Regions from separate parts of the Homo sapiens genome. Here all the other regions are linked to region 1. Evidence: chromatin contacts called from ENCODE Hi-C or POLR2A ChIA-PET data. All regions are on one chromosome and are shown on one strand. Each heading gives the region's core, a stretch centred on a gene start or an enhancer-like site at or near the end of the contact. The rest is flanking DNA. Distances are from core to core; before and after follow the strand shown. Region 1 holds the start of TMEM242 (transmembrane protein 242). Region 2 holds the start of GTF2H5 (general transcription factor IIH subunit 5). Region 3 has its middle 89 kb from the start of ARID1B. Region 4 holds the start of ARID1B (AT-rich interaction domain 1B). Region 5 overlaps SNX9 (sorting nexin 9).

Region 1 (2,751 bases), core at 114-2,613:
TTCACTCTTGTCATCCAGGCTGGAGTGCAACGGCTCGATCTCGGCTCACTGCAACCTCTCCCTCCCAGGTTCAAGCCATTCTCCTGCCTCAGCCTCCCGAGTAGCTGGGATTACAGTCCCGCATCATTAGACTCCGCTAATTTTTGTATTTTTAGTAGAAACGGGGTTTCACCATGTTGGCCAGGCTGATCTCGAACTTCTGATCTCCACCTGCCTCAGCCTCCCAAAGTGCTGGGATTACAGGCGTGAACCACCGCGCCTGGCCTACTACCAGTTTTTAAATTTTACAGGTGAGGAAACTGAGCTATAGAGGGGCTAAGTTACCCCAAGTTCACACACCTGAGAAGCGGTTTAGGACCCGAGCCCAGGTTTGAGCTATTAACTGCACTTCACTGACGCAAAAATGGATGCATTCATTTACTCATTCATCCAACATGCATTTGATGTTGGTAACCAGTTAATATCTGAAAGCTGGGGGATATAAACTGAACATAGAGTCCCATCTCCATCCTCAGGAAACTCATGCCCTCCGGTGATGGGGGGCAGGACAAATAGCAGAGAGACCGCCTTATTTTACAAGATGTCATTGTTCTCTGAGAGGCTGAAAAGATTTTCTATCACCACTAGCCTCCTCCTCTCCACGGCCATTTACAGAATGGGCAAACCAGCCTCCCAGCGGAAGACCAAGCTTGCTAGCGGTCAACGTTGCCGGCAGCTCTGCAAGCGCTTCCAGCGGGCGTCGCTCTCCTTTCGGGGGTGGTACTTTCATTCGGTCATCCTGTGAGTGTTCCACTTCCCGACGGAGGCCGAGCACTCACACCGCGGCGGAGGTACCCGTCACCGCAGAACCGGGTGGCTGGCTCTCCTCCAGGGAGAAAGCCTGTCACTTATTCCTCAACACTGTTGGGAAGTTACCTAGAAAAGTACAGACAGAAGACCTAGGCTTGCGTTTTAGAATCGTGGAGTGTTAGCGCTGGCCAAATCGTTGGACACAATGTAAGCTTGATCAGGAAAATGAGCTCCAGGGTCTCACAGGCGGGGCCTGGAATCTTGGCGCAATCTGCGACCCTCACTGCCTCCTACAGTCGGGGCTGAGCGTTCTTTCAAACAGCCAAAGTAATCACTTAAGTCCAGCAATGATCTCCTTGGAGAAATCAAAAGATCCTCCCTAAGAGACGGCCTTGGAGGGCATCGCCCCTGGGGCTGGGCACAGCACGTCTTCCCGGCCCCGGCGCGGGAGGAGGGTTTGGGGACAGCGGCCGCACTCCGGACCCTTCTTCAGATTGCACAGGAGGAGGCGGTAGCGGAACCTTTCTCCTCCGCCTGGTTCTCGCTTCCACCCGGGCCCAGTTGGGGACGGACGCACTAGAGGCGACCTAAACATGGAGACAGCGGGCGCTGCAACTGGGCAGCCGGCCTCTGGGCTGGAGGCTCCGGGGTCCACGAATGACCGGCTTTTCCTGGTTAAAGGTAAGATGTGCTGTGGTGAGGTGCGGGCGTCGGGGTGAGTTAACCCCGGACCCTGGCTTGCTCTGGAGCGGGCATTCCCACACACATCCCGCTCTGAGAGCCCTTAGCTTGTGCTTGCCCCTGAGTTTAGCCCGCGGAGTCTGGCGGCCCAGGGAGGGTAGGTCGCTTACTGGGTGGAGTCTCCCCTTGGGCGGGGCGGGGGGCAGATCCCGCGAGCTATTCTCCCGGGCGTGCCATATTTCCCCGTCACCTCTGCAATTGTTCTAGAGCCTTGCCTTTTCTGATTGCCATCGTCTCTTCTCCTCCCCGTGAGAAACTTCACGCTGTGGTCCCAGGGGAGAGGGGAAGGGAAGCTGAACCTTTTCTCTGCGCTCGGGAATAATAATTCGGAATGACCCAAGGAACCAGAGGTCGTGCGGTCACGCGTGTTTCTCAGCCGCTGTCATTTACTGTTAGCAAGAGCTGCTTAGCCATGGTTTCTTGAATTTCAAAAGTGATTTTGATTGTAACTCGAATAGTATCTTAAACTTACTTTTGTACATCTTTTTAACCTCTTTTTATTTAATTTTTTTTAATATCCCCCCTCCTCCCCGAAACTCTTGGCAGGTGGAATTTTCCTTGGTACCGTTGCTGCAGCGGGAATGCTAGCTGGATTTATTACAACATTATCATTGGCTAAAAAGAAAAGCCCTGAATGGTTCAATAAGGTTGGTGACACTGAAATCCATTCATAGCATTGTTATTGTTTACAATATATGGCAGCTTTTGCGTAGAAAAAATAAAATATTGATGGTCTTTCACATTGCTTTAAGATGTGAATTTATATACGCTCATGGATTCTAGAAATGTACAAATTAACCAAGTCTTTATTTTCATTTAGAAGGATGTACTTATGTGCTTTCTTAAATTTTAGCGGAACAAGACTTTGAAAGCTTATCTGGTACATTTCCTATTCACAACATGACTTTGAATCTAAATTTGGGCCAGGCATCGTGGTTCATGCCTGTAATCCCAGCACTTTGGGAAGCCGAGAGGGGCAGATCACCTGAGGTCAGGAGTTTGAGACCAGCCTGGCCAACATGGCGAAAACCCATCTCTACTAAAAATACAAAAATGAGCCAGGTGTGGTGTGGCACTCCTGTAGTCCTAGCTACTCGGGAGGCTGAGGCAGGAGAATCACTTGAACCCAGGAGGCTGAGGTTGTAGTGAGCCCAGATAACACCACTGCACTTCAACCTGGGTGACAGAGCGAGACTCTGTCTCAAAAATAAATAAATAAAT
Region 2 (2,751 bases), core at 82-2,581, 840 kb before region 1:
ATTATATAATATACAATATATTATATGTAATATACAATATATGTAATATACAATATATTATATGTAATATACAATATATGTAATATACAATATATTATATATAATATACAATATATTATATATAATATACAGTATATTATATATAATATACTGTATATTATATATAATATACAATATATTATATAATATACAATATATTATATATAATATACAATATAATATATATAATATATAATATATATAATATACAATATATTATATATAATATATAATATACAATATAATATTATATATAATATATAATATACATATTATATATATGTATTATATATAATATACGTATTATATATAATATACATAATATACATATTATATATTATATATAAAATAAATATATATTATATATAAAATACATATATAATATATATATATGTATATATACACTTCGAGACAGAGTCTCACTCTGTCGCCCAGGCTGGAGCGCAGTGTCGTGATGTCGGCTCACTGCAACCTCTGCCTCCCGGGCTCAAGCGATTCTCCTGCCTCAGCCTCCCAAGCAGCGGGGACTACAGGCGCCCGCCACCACGCCAGGCCAAATTTTGTATTTTTAGTAGAGGCAGGGTTTCACCATGTTGGCCAGGCTGGTCTCGAACTCCTGATCTCAAATGATCCACCTACCTCGGCCTCCCAAAGTGCTGGGACAACAGGTGTGAGCCACCGCGCCAGGCCAATTTATTGTATTTTTAGTGGAGACGGGGTTTCACCATGTTGGCCAGGCTGGTCTCGAACTCCTGGCCTCAAGTGATTTGCCCGCCTCGGCCTCCCAATGTGCTGGGATTGCAGGCGTGAGCCACCGCGCCCGGCCTCAGCCACCTCATTTTACATATGAGGAGACCAAAGGAAGAGATTAAGCCGTAGTTCCTGGCCAAAGGAAAAAAGTACAAGCCAGATCTCCAGATCTTGTGCCCCTTCACTAAATAAATCACGTCCCGTGCGGACCTAGGCTGGAAACAAACCACTCAGCGTACGCCCATTTAATTAACTTCCACTTACACCTGGGCGCAGGGCGAGCCCTAGCCCCACAGGAAACCCACGATTAAACGAGGGGGGGACTGCCGTGCGGCCCCGCCAGGAAGGGCCCGGAGAGAGTGGGGGACACCGCCCTGTGCCCCCAGCACCCGGTGGACAGGCTTCTGGGGCTTTTCTCTTCCTCTCCCCTTTCTTTGGGACCCCTCAGTGTTCCCACACCCCACTTTCCCCAGCCGCTCGGACGCTCGCCACACACCTCGGCCCACAGATGCAGAAGCGCCTCGGCGTTGCCGGCAGAGTGCGCCTGCGCCGATACGCCATCGCGCTAGGGACGCTATTGTGGGTGGAGCCAGCCGGCGGGAGGCGGGCCCAGAGCGGGCCGAGGGGGCGGGGTCACGAGCCGCCAGCCGCCGGGTGGAGGGTCCCGGCCGGGAGCCGCGGAAAGAGTAGGGCTCCCCAGACAACGGGGTCCGACGAGCAGTTGGGCACGGGCTGAGTCCGCCTGCCGGCAGGTAGGACGTGAAGGCAGGGGTGGTGTGGGGGCGGACGGGGGCGTCGGCGCAGCTGGGCGCGGTGGGGAGCGGAGAATGGGGAGGGCAGGGACCGGGCACGGCCGAGCACCGCCGTCTGGCGCGCGGACCGGACCGACCAGCTGACGCTCGGCTGGGCGTGAGGGCCTCTCTCTCTGGTGGTCGCGAGCCTGACTCGTCTTTCCCTGTCGCTGCCTTTCTCTGGCTGCTGTCGAGGCCTTGGGGAGTGCACCTGCCGGTCCGTCTTCCCGGGCTCGGTAGTCACGGAGAGATGAGGAGGAGGAGGAAAGGGCCTCACCAGTCACTTCTGAGCCTTGCAGACCACCGCTTCCTGCTCCCTCTCTAACCCCAGAGATGGAATAGATTGAATGCTGAGAGAGCTCTAAACTCGGCAACGGTCATTTTAAAGTGAAAGACCCCAGAAGGTTCTAAAGTTACTCCCTTTCCCCAAGTCTGTTCTGTAAGTCTAAAGGAACACTGTCATTATTTTTACTAGTTGAGATATGAGATTCTTGTTTTCTGTTCCTTAGGTTAAATTGTACTTCCCGCATTAAGCTCATGCTGCCTTTTTTTTTTTTTTTTTTGAGATGGAGTCTCGGTCTGTCTGCCAGGCTGGAGTGCAGTGGCGCGATCTGGGCTCACTGCAACCTCCGTCTCCTGGGTTCAAGCAATTATCCTGCCTCATTCTCCCTAGTAACTGGGATTACAGGCGTGCGCTACCACGCCCGGCTGATTTTCGTATTTTTAGTAGACACGGGGTTTGTCCATGTTGGCCAGGCTGGTCTGGAATTCCTGACATCAGGTGATCCCCCGCCTCGGCCTCCCAGAGTGCTGCGATTACAGGTGTGAGCCACCGCGCCCGACCTCATGCTGCCTTTTTTTTTTTTTTTTTTTTTTTAACATCGTGTGTGTTCATGTGATCGCTAAGGAACCCAGCTCTTCCATTTAGTTCCCTCTTTCTATCCCTCAAATCTTTTCCAACTGGTGATTTCCATATTGTTGCACTCTCTTTAAAATAAAAAAATTGCCTCCAAGTCTTCTTCTTCCCAAGTATCTTTTATTTGCTTTTTTTCATCTTGCATACATTCTCTTCCTTGATCTCATCAGTTCCATTTTTGTGCACTTGATGTGTGTCAGCTATTATTCTAGACGCTTGGGATACAATGGTGAACAGGTAACTAATTTTGGTGGG
Region 3 (2,751 bases), core at 163-2,662, 630 kb after region 1:
TATACTTAACAGGTGCCAGGATGTGCCAAGCACTTTGGATATGGAGCTCATTTTGCCCTCCAACCCTATGGAGTAGGAATGCTAACACCTAGATTTTCAGGGGAATAGATGGCAAACTGGAGCAGGTAGGTCACTTTCTCAAGGTCACGAAACTAGTAAGTAGCTGTGTCAGTCAGGGTGACTTAAACTGAGCTTTGATAACAAAGAGCTCCCAAATCTTAGTGGCTTACAATATCAAAGATTTATTCCTCCCTCCTGCTAAATGTCTACCAAGGTCTCTGGAGGCTTCTTCCTCAATCTAGGACCTCGGCAGACACTACCAGGACACTGCTGGTTGTCATGCAAGTGGAAAAGGAGAAGACCGCAAAGTGCTCAATGCTGGCACATGTTACTTCTGTTTATTTTGTTGGCCAGAGGCTGTCACATGGTACCTGTAACTTCAGAGGGCCAAGGAAGTACACTCTTATTATCTCAAAGGGAGAGGAGGAATTTTTGCAGACAGCTCTAATGACCACCACAGTGGTAAAGGAAGGATCCCAGAAGAAAGGCATTTTCTAAAGCCTATGCTCTTTGCTCCTATGAGAGCTTCCACTCACGGAGCCCTGGGCGCCTCGTGGGGTCTGAGCACTAAGCGTTTTACAGATATCATTTCTGGTCTTCATAGCCACTTGTTAGGTAGATGCTAATATTCCCTTCATTTCGAGATCAGGTTGCTGAGGCCCAGACAGGTCTTGAAGTAGCTTGAGCCAGATGGTACAGAGAGTACCAAATAGCACGTGTGCAGGCCTCTGATTAGTATGACTCGGGAGGCTCTCTTCTTTCCTTCTTTGCCTTGAGGATTTCCAATGCCACAGACATCATTTCAGTTTCACAACAGAAAACTCACATACATTTTCACAAGATTAAAACTTTGCTTAATCTTGTGTTCATTTATTGTTTTATTAATTGCTCATTGTAAAAATTCAGGTAATACAGGCATGAAGGAGAAAGCGAAAAATCACTAACAATCAAAACATCAAGAGAGAGCCGCTGCTAACATTTTAAGTATGTCCCTCCAGATCTGCTCATCTGTAACTTGTTTCTTCACATAACAATAGGTTGTGAACATCCTTCCAATAAATACACTGCAGTTTTAATGACTGCATAATACTCTATTGAGTGACTGTGCTACAATTTAAAATTCCTTGATGATCCACATTTATCTTCTGTTTAATCTCTCCCTCTTCTCTTGTTAATTCTGAGTTCCAGCTCTTTCTTAACAGTGATGTCTAAAATCTCCTGTGTCTTATGATACAGGATAAGACACAGGTCTCTTATGATAAGAGACCTTATGCTTTCGCATTGTTATGGTCAAAGATCTTTAATCAAAACACTAGTTCCTCTTTGTTACCTCTTTTCTTTCTCCCTCTTTCATAAAGAGCCCCCACAAATGGTATTAAATGTTTTGTTCTGGGAGTTTCAGGCCAGGGATTTTCCTTGACATTTCTTTTTTGTTTCATGTACTTTTTCTGAAATTCCCCAATAAACTGTCCTGTTTTTCTTTTTACTTTTGTTTTTGTATATCCACATTGCTTATTTTATTATATATTTGCATGCCCATATTCCAGAACCACTGAACAGCATGTTTTGTGCTTTTCCTGGCTGTTACCTGTGTGGCAAGGTATTCAGTGGCTTCCTGGCTTCCTTTTCTATGCCCCCTGAGTAACCCCCTATGCAGATTCATCACTTTCCTACTCATTGTAGGTTCCCTGCTTTGCTCATGTTGTTCCCTCAACCTGGAGTGGCCTTTACTGTCATCTAGAGTTGGTCTTCAGAATCCAGCTCAAATGCCTGGCCTTTCACAAAGCACCGTCTGACCCTTTAACTGTTCTTTCCTCTGTGCTTGGTAGCATTTTACTATCACCTCCAATATATACTCAGGAGTCATCTACTGAGCACCTATGGTGTACCCTGGAGGGCTGGGGCAGAACAGACAACAATCAGCCTTGGTATCCACCCTCTAGGAGTCCGGGGAAATAGGAAAACAGAACTGGAACCCAGTGTAGTCCAGGCTGAAATGGAGGTCAGCAGAGACGCCAAGATAATGACAGGGCCACGCCAGCGCTCGCTGGCTTTTCTTTAACGCACGTTTTCCCTTAGTAAAAATCAAGATCCTGAGGGAGAAGTGATCCTTTTTAATTCGCCTTTTCGGGACTTTGTGGCAGCGCTTAACGCGCCTTATGCTTAATGGCACACGTCGGGGGGCTCCCGGGAGATGACGGGTGGGCGGACCCCAGGCGCAGGTCCAGTCCCATTACCCACATTTCCCGGAGCCCAGTCTACTTTTCACATCTTTCATTCCCCCTGAAATAGATGCACATTCGCCTCCAGATTTAGAATAGGAGCAATGAGTATTTCACGAAAGCCTGGAAAATATGACTTTTCCAGAAATGGCTTAAGTCGGTCATAGATCTTCAGGCTCCTGGCAACTGCGGGACGGGGGTGTGCCCTAATTGCATCCATTTCCTCCCAGGCCTGATTGGGAATCTTGCACCGGCATCGCGAGCCCCGCTCTTCGGCCTCCAGGAGCGAGTGAGGGACGCGGGAGAGGGGCTTTTCTTCGGCGTGCGCGTCCCCCTGCCGCCGGCTTCTCCAGCTCCTCGCCGGGCCGCGCTGCCGCCCAAACTCCGCGGCGCCGCCCGCTCCGCGCCCGGCTCCGGCCCAGGTTTTGCGGCCCGCCCGCCGCCGCGCTCGCCGAGCCGGAGGCTGGCG
Region 4 (2,751 bases), core at 109-2,608, 550 kb after region 1:
GCGGAGTGCATCATCCCCATCCCGGGGCTTTGTTGTCCGCCATGTTGATCAAAGCAAGGCCCAGCGCGGCCGCCGGGGCCGCCGCTCGCAGGGGCAGCGCTGCCATAGTAATTATTAAACTCCGGGACGGCCGCCGGGCCGCCGCCGCCCCCGGGCACGGCGACCGGCGGCTGCTGCGTGCCCAGGGCGCCCAAGCCCGGGTGCTCGTAGCGGCCGCCCGCCGGCTCCCCCATCTTGGGCGGCGCGTCGTCCTCGTCGCCCGGCTTGCTCAGCAGCGGCGGGCCCGGGGGGTCGGCCTGGCCGCCCGCAGCACTGTCCTTGGCGCCTCCATGTTGCGGCTGCTCCATGTCGGGGCCGGGCTGAGGCGCGCCGCCGCCCGCGCCGCCCAAGCTGTTGTTGTTGGAAATGGGATGTTGCTGTTGCTGCTGCTGCTGCTGCTGCTGTTGCTGCTGCTGCTGCTGCTGCTGGAACTGGTTTAGCTGCTGCTGTAGTGCGTGGTGGTGGTGGAGGTGGTGGGCATGGTGGTGGTGGTGGTGGGCATGGTGGTGGTGGTGGTGCTGCTGGTGGGGCGGCGCGGCGGGGGCTTCGCCAACGGTTTTCAGTTTGTGGTTGGGGAGCAGCCCCGTCTCCATGGCCGAGCCCGGGCCCGACGAGGAGGAAGAGGATGCCGCCGCTGCCGCCGCGGAGGAGGAGGAGGAGGAGGACAGCGCGGCGGCGCTTCCACCCTCCTTGAGAGCCGCCTCGGAGCCGCCGCTCTTGGCGCTGTGGGTGCCGGCGGCGGCCGCGGCGCCCGCGTTATGGGCCATGTTGAGTTCGTGACGGGGGAGCAGGGGGTGGTGGTGCACACTGTTCAGGCCGCCGCCGCCGTCGCCGCCGCCCCCCAGCATGGGTCCCGGTGCCGCCGCCGCCGCCGCCGCGCCGCGCGCCCCCGCCTCCAGGTCCCGGGCTCCGGGCGCCGGCCGCGGCCCGGGGGGCGCCCGCCGTTCGCCGCTGCCTGCCCGCGCCCGCGCCCGCGCCGCCGCCGCCGCCGCCGCCGCTGCTGCCCGCGCGGCCATGATCGCCGCGGCGTGGCGAGGCCGGGCGGGGGGCGGGGGGAGACAATAACCCCCACTTTTCAGGCCGCGGCCCCTCCTGTGCGCATCCACGCGGCCCGCCGGGAAGCCGCGACCCCCTCCCCCTCCGCAGGCCCCGCCGGAGCGCCGGGCCGGGCACGCCTTACGCTCTGGGCCTGCTCCTGCTGTGTGCTTTCATGGTGAAAGTTTTTAGTTCAGGTTTAAATGAAACTTTTCTCTTTTCCTCTCTAGCCCGGATATGGGTAAATACACGACTAGCTGAGCCTATCGGGCCCAGCATGGCTTGAGAGGCAGCGGGCGAGCTCGAGCAACTATTATCCACTTCGCTCGCATTACTCCCGCGCACTCGCAAAACGCGGACTGGACTCGTCCCCGGGCCGCCGCCGCCCGCCCCGGCGCAGCCTCGCGGGACCCAGCCGGGCTTGGGCTAAGGCTGGGGCCGGGGCCGGGGCCGGGGCGGCTCGGCGGCCGCTCGGAGCGCGGCGGCGTGGGGCGGCCGGAACCTGCACTTTCCCCCCGGGCCGCTGTCTCCTTGCCAACCGGGCGTTCGCATGTTTGTTTTCACGTCTAAAAGGAACGATACAAAGGTGGAAAACGAGTCTGACGAGCAGACAAAAGAGGGAGAAGGGCTGGGAAACAAAGTTGTCTATTGGCCTCAGAGGTTACAAGGAGCCGACGGAGAAAGAAAATATTTAGGCAATCTGCAAAAGCACGGTCTCTCCCAGGAGTTATGTAATTTTCAGAACGTTCGCCTCTGCCTTGATTTCGGGCCATCGGCGTAATTCCCACAACTTCTTCCAACTGCAAAATTAGGAAAGATTTGAAATGAAGGTTAGCCCCGGTCAGAGAGCCCTATGGCCTGTACCCAGTAGGTACTCAATAAATGCTTATGACTGACTGCACCCGCCCCAAAGAGAATGTTTACATAACTCTTTTTGAAGGCACCTTAAACACGTATGTAGGTTTGTCAGTGTATTTCCAAAGGAATATGTCCACGTATTCCCAAAGGAGCATTTTTCTTACATGCACTTGGATGTCCTCTGTGGAGTATGTACAGTGGTGTTTTCTGCGCCAACTTTCACATGAACATTTAACTCTTGGTGCCAGAACAGCGACAGCTATGGGTTAGCTCGTATCTTCATAAATCTATATGACACCTTTCATCATGTTTCAGAGCTTCGTGTGCACAGTTAACCCTCTCGATATACATTCATTTCAAAGAGATGTGGAACGAAACTAAAATATTATAGACATTATATTTAATAAATATAACTTCAATAATAATATAAAACAGTCAACTCTAGTCCTAATGTAGAAATGTTCCATACTTTGTTCTCTTAAAAATTGGTGTCTATTAACATTTTATAATGTTTTTAATATTTGCATTGTTATTAATGTTTTCAATATGTGCATTGTCCCCTAGTAACATTTTAAAAAGCAAGACTTCTTAACCTTAGGCAATGACCCACTTGTACTAGTGTGGACTCAGTTTTCATTGAGAGAAAGCATTTAAAACCTGGCAGAAACAATACTTACGGTTTTGGTAGAGTATAGTTTTCCAAAATTATTTCATTCTTCAGCTTTCCATAAAAACTATTTTAGTTCATTTCCACTGCAGCAGTGGTTATTTGTTTGACCAAGTGTAAATATGTTACATGACTAAATAGAAAAGGATTGA
Region 5 (2,751 bases), core at 164-2,663, 520 kb before region 1:
TTAGCATTCAGAGATGAAAAGGAGTATTTACACAACCGACAAGTAAAATATACTGAAAAATATGTTACAGGATTTTAGCACTACTAAAACCAGAATAGACGACGTGTAACCTATGATGAAGCTTCCTCCCTCCTTCCTGGGCCCACGTGGAAATTATTAATCCATCAGCACAGATATACATAGCCTGGCTCCTTCCCAGCAAGGCCTCCCCACATTCCTGCTTGCCACTTTAGTCCCAAAAACTCAACAATCGAAATGGATGAAATTTAAAAATATATATTTTTCAGAAAGAAAACTCCTATAGAATATATAGCATTTGGGTTATTCAGCTTTTCCAAAGATCTACACCATCAGGAAAACTTTAGCCTCATCATTTTTCTTGGTCTTTTTAAAATAAGTACTACAAGGCTGGGCGCAGTGGCTCACAACTGTGATTCTAGCATTTTGGGAGGTGGAGGTGGGCAGATCGCTTGAGCTCAGGAGTTCAAGACCAGTCTGGGCAACATGGCAAAACCCCATCTCTACCAAAAATACAAAAATTAGCCAAGCAGTGTGGTGCACACCTGTGGTCTCAGCTAACTTGGAGGCTGAGGTAGGAGGATCACCTGAGCCCAAGAGGTGGAAGCTGCAGTGAGCTGGTATCATGCTACTGCATTCTAGCTTGGGAGACAGAGCCAGACCCTGTCTCAAAAACAAAAACCTGCAGACTCTCCTAGTTTCATAAAAAGCTTACTCTGAAAGTATAATTAAGAATAATCTTTTTTTTGAGATGGAGCCTTGCTCTGTTGCCCAGGCTGGTGTGTAGTAGTGCTACCTGGGCTCACTTCTCCACTTCCCAGGTTCAAGTGATTCTCATCCCTCAGCCTCCCAAGTAGCTGGGACTGCAGGCACACGTCACCATGCCCAGCAAATTTTTGTATTTTTAGTTGAGATGAGGTTTCGCCACGTTGGCTAGGCTGGTCTCAAACTCCTGGCCTCAAGTGATCCGCCTGCCTTGGCCTCCCAAAGTGCTGGGATTACAGGTGTGAGCCACCACACTCCGCCAAGAAGAACCTTTTCTTATGACTCAAGGTCACCATCATAACCATGAATTATTGTGTAAGGTGAAAGACACTGAATACTTATTTCCCAGCTCTCAGCTTTCACACATGAAAAATGACAGGGTCAGCCTAGATGATCTGCAAGTCTCTGGGCCTTTTTAAAGAATTTAAATACTTTATATCAAAGTATGTAAAGAACATTACTAAAGTGAAACATACTGATCTTTAAGCTACTCAAAATGATACTTCCCCTTAAGGTCATCGACATAAATACATATACAACTAGGTTACATGAGGAATATGGGTCTCTGCTTTAAGCCATACTTGGCCTGAGGCCAGTATTCTTAACTACGATTTATTTTTATCAGCAGTTCCTCTTCAGGGCAATTTCTTTTCTAGATTCACAGAGCTAACATAAACCTCACCACAGAACTACAGCTGGCTTTTAATGCAGCACAAATGTAGGCTTAAGGATATGGTAAAATAAGACTGCCAAAGAGAGTTAAGTTGGAAAAATAAAATAAAATTTGAAGAGCTAACTTAAAGTTTATTACATAAAAATGGAAGAATGAATCATACTTGGACAAAGGAAGAGATTTTGCCTAACAGCAGCTGACAGAGGGGAAAAGGTGACCAAGTGAGGGATGCATCAGATGCGAAGGCAGAGAAGCCGAAGACAATCTCATCAGGAGGGCCGTAAGAGACACCTGCACAGCAGGACGGGCGCCTCTCACCAGAATTTTGCCAGGATCCTTTGTGCCTTCCAGCTGATCCTTCTTGCAAATCAATAACACTGAAAGTGTTACAAAAGCACCTCTGATCATTTTGTAAATTATGATATGGCACTAGGATACTGATTTATTAAGGGAGTCAATCAAGTTATAAGAGTAAAGAACAAAACAATACCAAATTCAGCATCTACTATCAATTCTTTTCAAAGTCCAATATTCAGTTCACAAGAACCATACTCCAACCTAAGCAACCACAGGAACCAGCCATAAATCTCAAAACTATGACTAATGGGAGAGTATCACACAGCCTGTATGCTACACAATCAATTTACCAGATTCACCAATGCCGTCTATGCTTTGTATAAAATATGTGGCATGTTGAACTCCTGCATTTTGCAGGATACTCTCTAGTATACACAGGAAATTCTGACCCCACCATCTGAATCATATACTTACCATGAACCAGTTGTGATTACAGTAAGTTACTATAGCTATGCAACTGAATTATTACATAGCTAATGAAACATGAGTTCAAAAAAGAGTAATTGTTTCCAAGAAATGTAAGTAGATGGCTAAAAAGTTTACTGTCAAAATAAGTGTAAGTGAGACAACAGTTAAGACAAATGGGGCCGGGCACGGTGGCTCGCACCTGTAATCCCAGCACTTTGGGAGGCCAAGGCAGGCAGACCACCTGAGGTCAGGAGTTTGAGAACAGCATGGCCAACATGGTGAAACGCCGTCTCTACTAAAATACAAAAAAAATTAGCTGGGCATGGTAGCGGGTGCCTGTAAGCCCAGCTATTCGGAAAGCTGAGGCAGGAGAATCGCTTCTACCCAGGAGGTGGAGGTTGCAGTGAGCTGAGGTCATACCATTGCACTCCAGCCTGGGCGACAAGAGCGGAACTCCGTCTTAAAAAAAAAAAAAAAAAAAAGACAAATGGGAAAGGGCCAGGTGCGGTGGCTGAAGCCTGTAATCCTGA

Evidence for each region. A loop is a pair of places that touch in the nucleus more often than their neighbours do. ChIA-PET counts read pairs that join two places held with the same protein, here RNA polymerase II (POLR2A). Pooled maps may share reads with other maps.
Region 2: a map of CD14-positive monocyte shows a loop between it and region 1 (7-fold over the local background). The contact joins the promoter of GTF2H5 here to the promoter of TMEM242 in region 1. A Hi-C loop is called at or near these places in 3 of 168 maps with a recorded cell type or tissue (CD14-positive monocyte, CD8-positive, alpha-beta T cell and naive thymus-derived CD4-positive, alpha-beta T cell) and 8 of 50 pooled maps.
Region 3: a map of CD4-positive, alpha-beta T cell shows a loop between it and region 1 (17-fold over the local background). The contact joins the enhancer-like site here to the promoter of TMEM242 in region 1. A Hi-C loop is called at or near these places in 3 of 168 maps with a recorded cell type or tissue (CD4-positive, alpha-beta T cell, CD4-positive, alpha-beta memory T cell and naive thymus-derived CD4-positive, alpha-beta T cell) and 10 of 50 pooled maps. POLR2A ChIA-PET finds 5 or more read pairs at or near these places in 1 of 52 experiments (CD8-positive, alpha-beta memory T cell).
Region 4: a map of naive thymus-derived CD4-positive, alpha-beta T cell shows a loop between it and region 1 (28-fold over the local background). The contact joins the promoter of ARID1B here to the promoter of TMEM242 in region 1. A Hi-C loop is called at or near these places in 1 of 168 maps with a recorded cell type or tissue (naive thymus-derived CD4-positive, alpha-beta T cell) and 8 of 50 pooled maps. POLR2A ChIA-PET finds 5 or more read pairs at or near these places in 1 of 52 experiments (activated CD4-positive, alpha-beta T cell).
Region 5: a pooled map shows a loop between it and region 1 (2.2-fold over the local background). The contact joins the enhancer-like site here to the promoter of TMEM242 in region 1. A Hi-C loop is called at or near these places in 2 of 50 pooled maps. POLR2A ChIA-PET finds 5 or more read pairs at or near these places in 5 of 52 experiments (HepG2, MCF 10A, Panc1 and 2 more).

The regions. Positions count from the first base shown.
Region 1 is chr6:157,322,131-157,324,881 of GRCh38, reverse strand. It overlaps TMEM242 (transmembrane protein 242), which reads left to right and starts at 1,363. Exons shown (of 4, transcript NM_018452.6): 1 at 1,363-1,470; 2 at 2,077-2,177. The coding sequence starts at 1,383. It overlaps TMEM242-DT (TMEM242 divergent transcript), which reads right to left and starts at 1,248. Exons shown (of 1, transcript NR_187268.1): 1 at 405-1,248. RefSeq lists enhancers at 651-1,080, 1,261-1,600.
Region 2 is chr6:158,166,930-158,169,680 of GRCh38, reverse strand. It overlaps GTF2H5 (general transcription factor IIH subunit 5), which reads right to left and starts at 1,331. Exons shown (of 3, transcript NM_207118.3): 1 at 1,286-1,331. It overlaps SERAC1 (serine active site containing 1), which reads left to right and starts at 1,419. Exons shown (of 17, transcript NM_032861.4): 1 at 1,419-1,541. RefSeq lists silencers at 1,332-1,511, 1,552-1,621.
Region 3 is chr6:156,687,477-156,690,227 of GRCh38, reverse strand. No RefSeq gene overlaps it. Among named protein-coding and RNA genes, the nearest start is that of ARID1B, 89 kb to the left of the region's middle. RefSeq lists a silencer at 2,703-2,751 and an enhancer at 2,366-2,751. Within about 2 kb of position 1,412, at least 8 of the 41 ENCODE cell types and tissues checked have a DNase peak (open chromatin) inside an H3K27ac peak, as active enhancers do.
Region 4 is chr6:156,775,985-156,778,735 of GRCh38, reverse strand. ARID1B (AT-rich interaction domain 1B) reads right to left here and starts at 1,358. Exons shown (of 20, transcript NM_001374828.1): 1 at 1-1,358. The coding sequence starts at 1,055. It overlaps LOC115308161 (a long non-coding RNA gene), which reads left to right and starts at 218. Exons shown (of 2, transcript NR_163974.1): 1 at 218-490; 2 at 1,305-2,376. RefSeq lists an enhancer at 1-141 and silencers at 105-334, 585-654, 725-874, 1,025-1,264, 1,285-1,634.
Region 5 is chr6:157,845,058-157,847,808 of GRCh38, reverse strand. All of the region lies in intron 1 of SNX9 (sorting nexin 9), which reads right to left. Among named protein-coding and RNA genes, the nearest start is that of SNX9, 23 kb to the right of the region's middle. RefSeq lists an enhancer at 1,464-1,553. Within about 2 kb of position 1,413, at least 2 of the 41 ENCODE cell types and tissues checked have a DNase peak (open chromatin) inside an H3K27ac peak, as active enhancers do.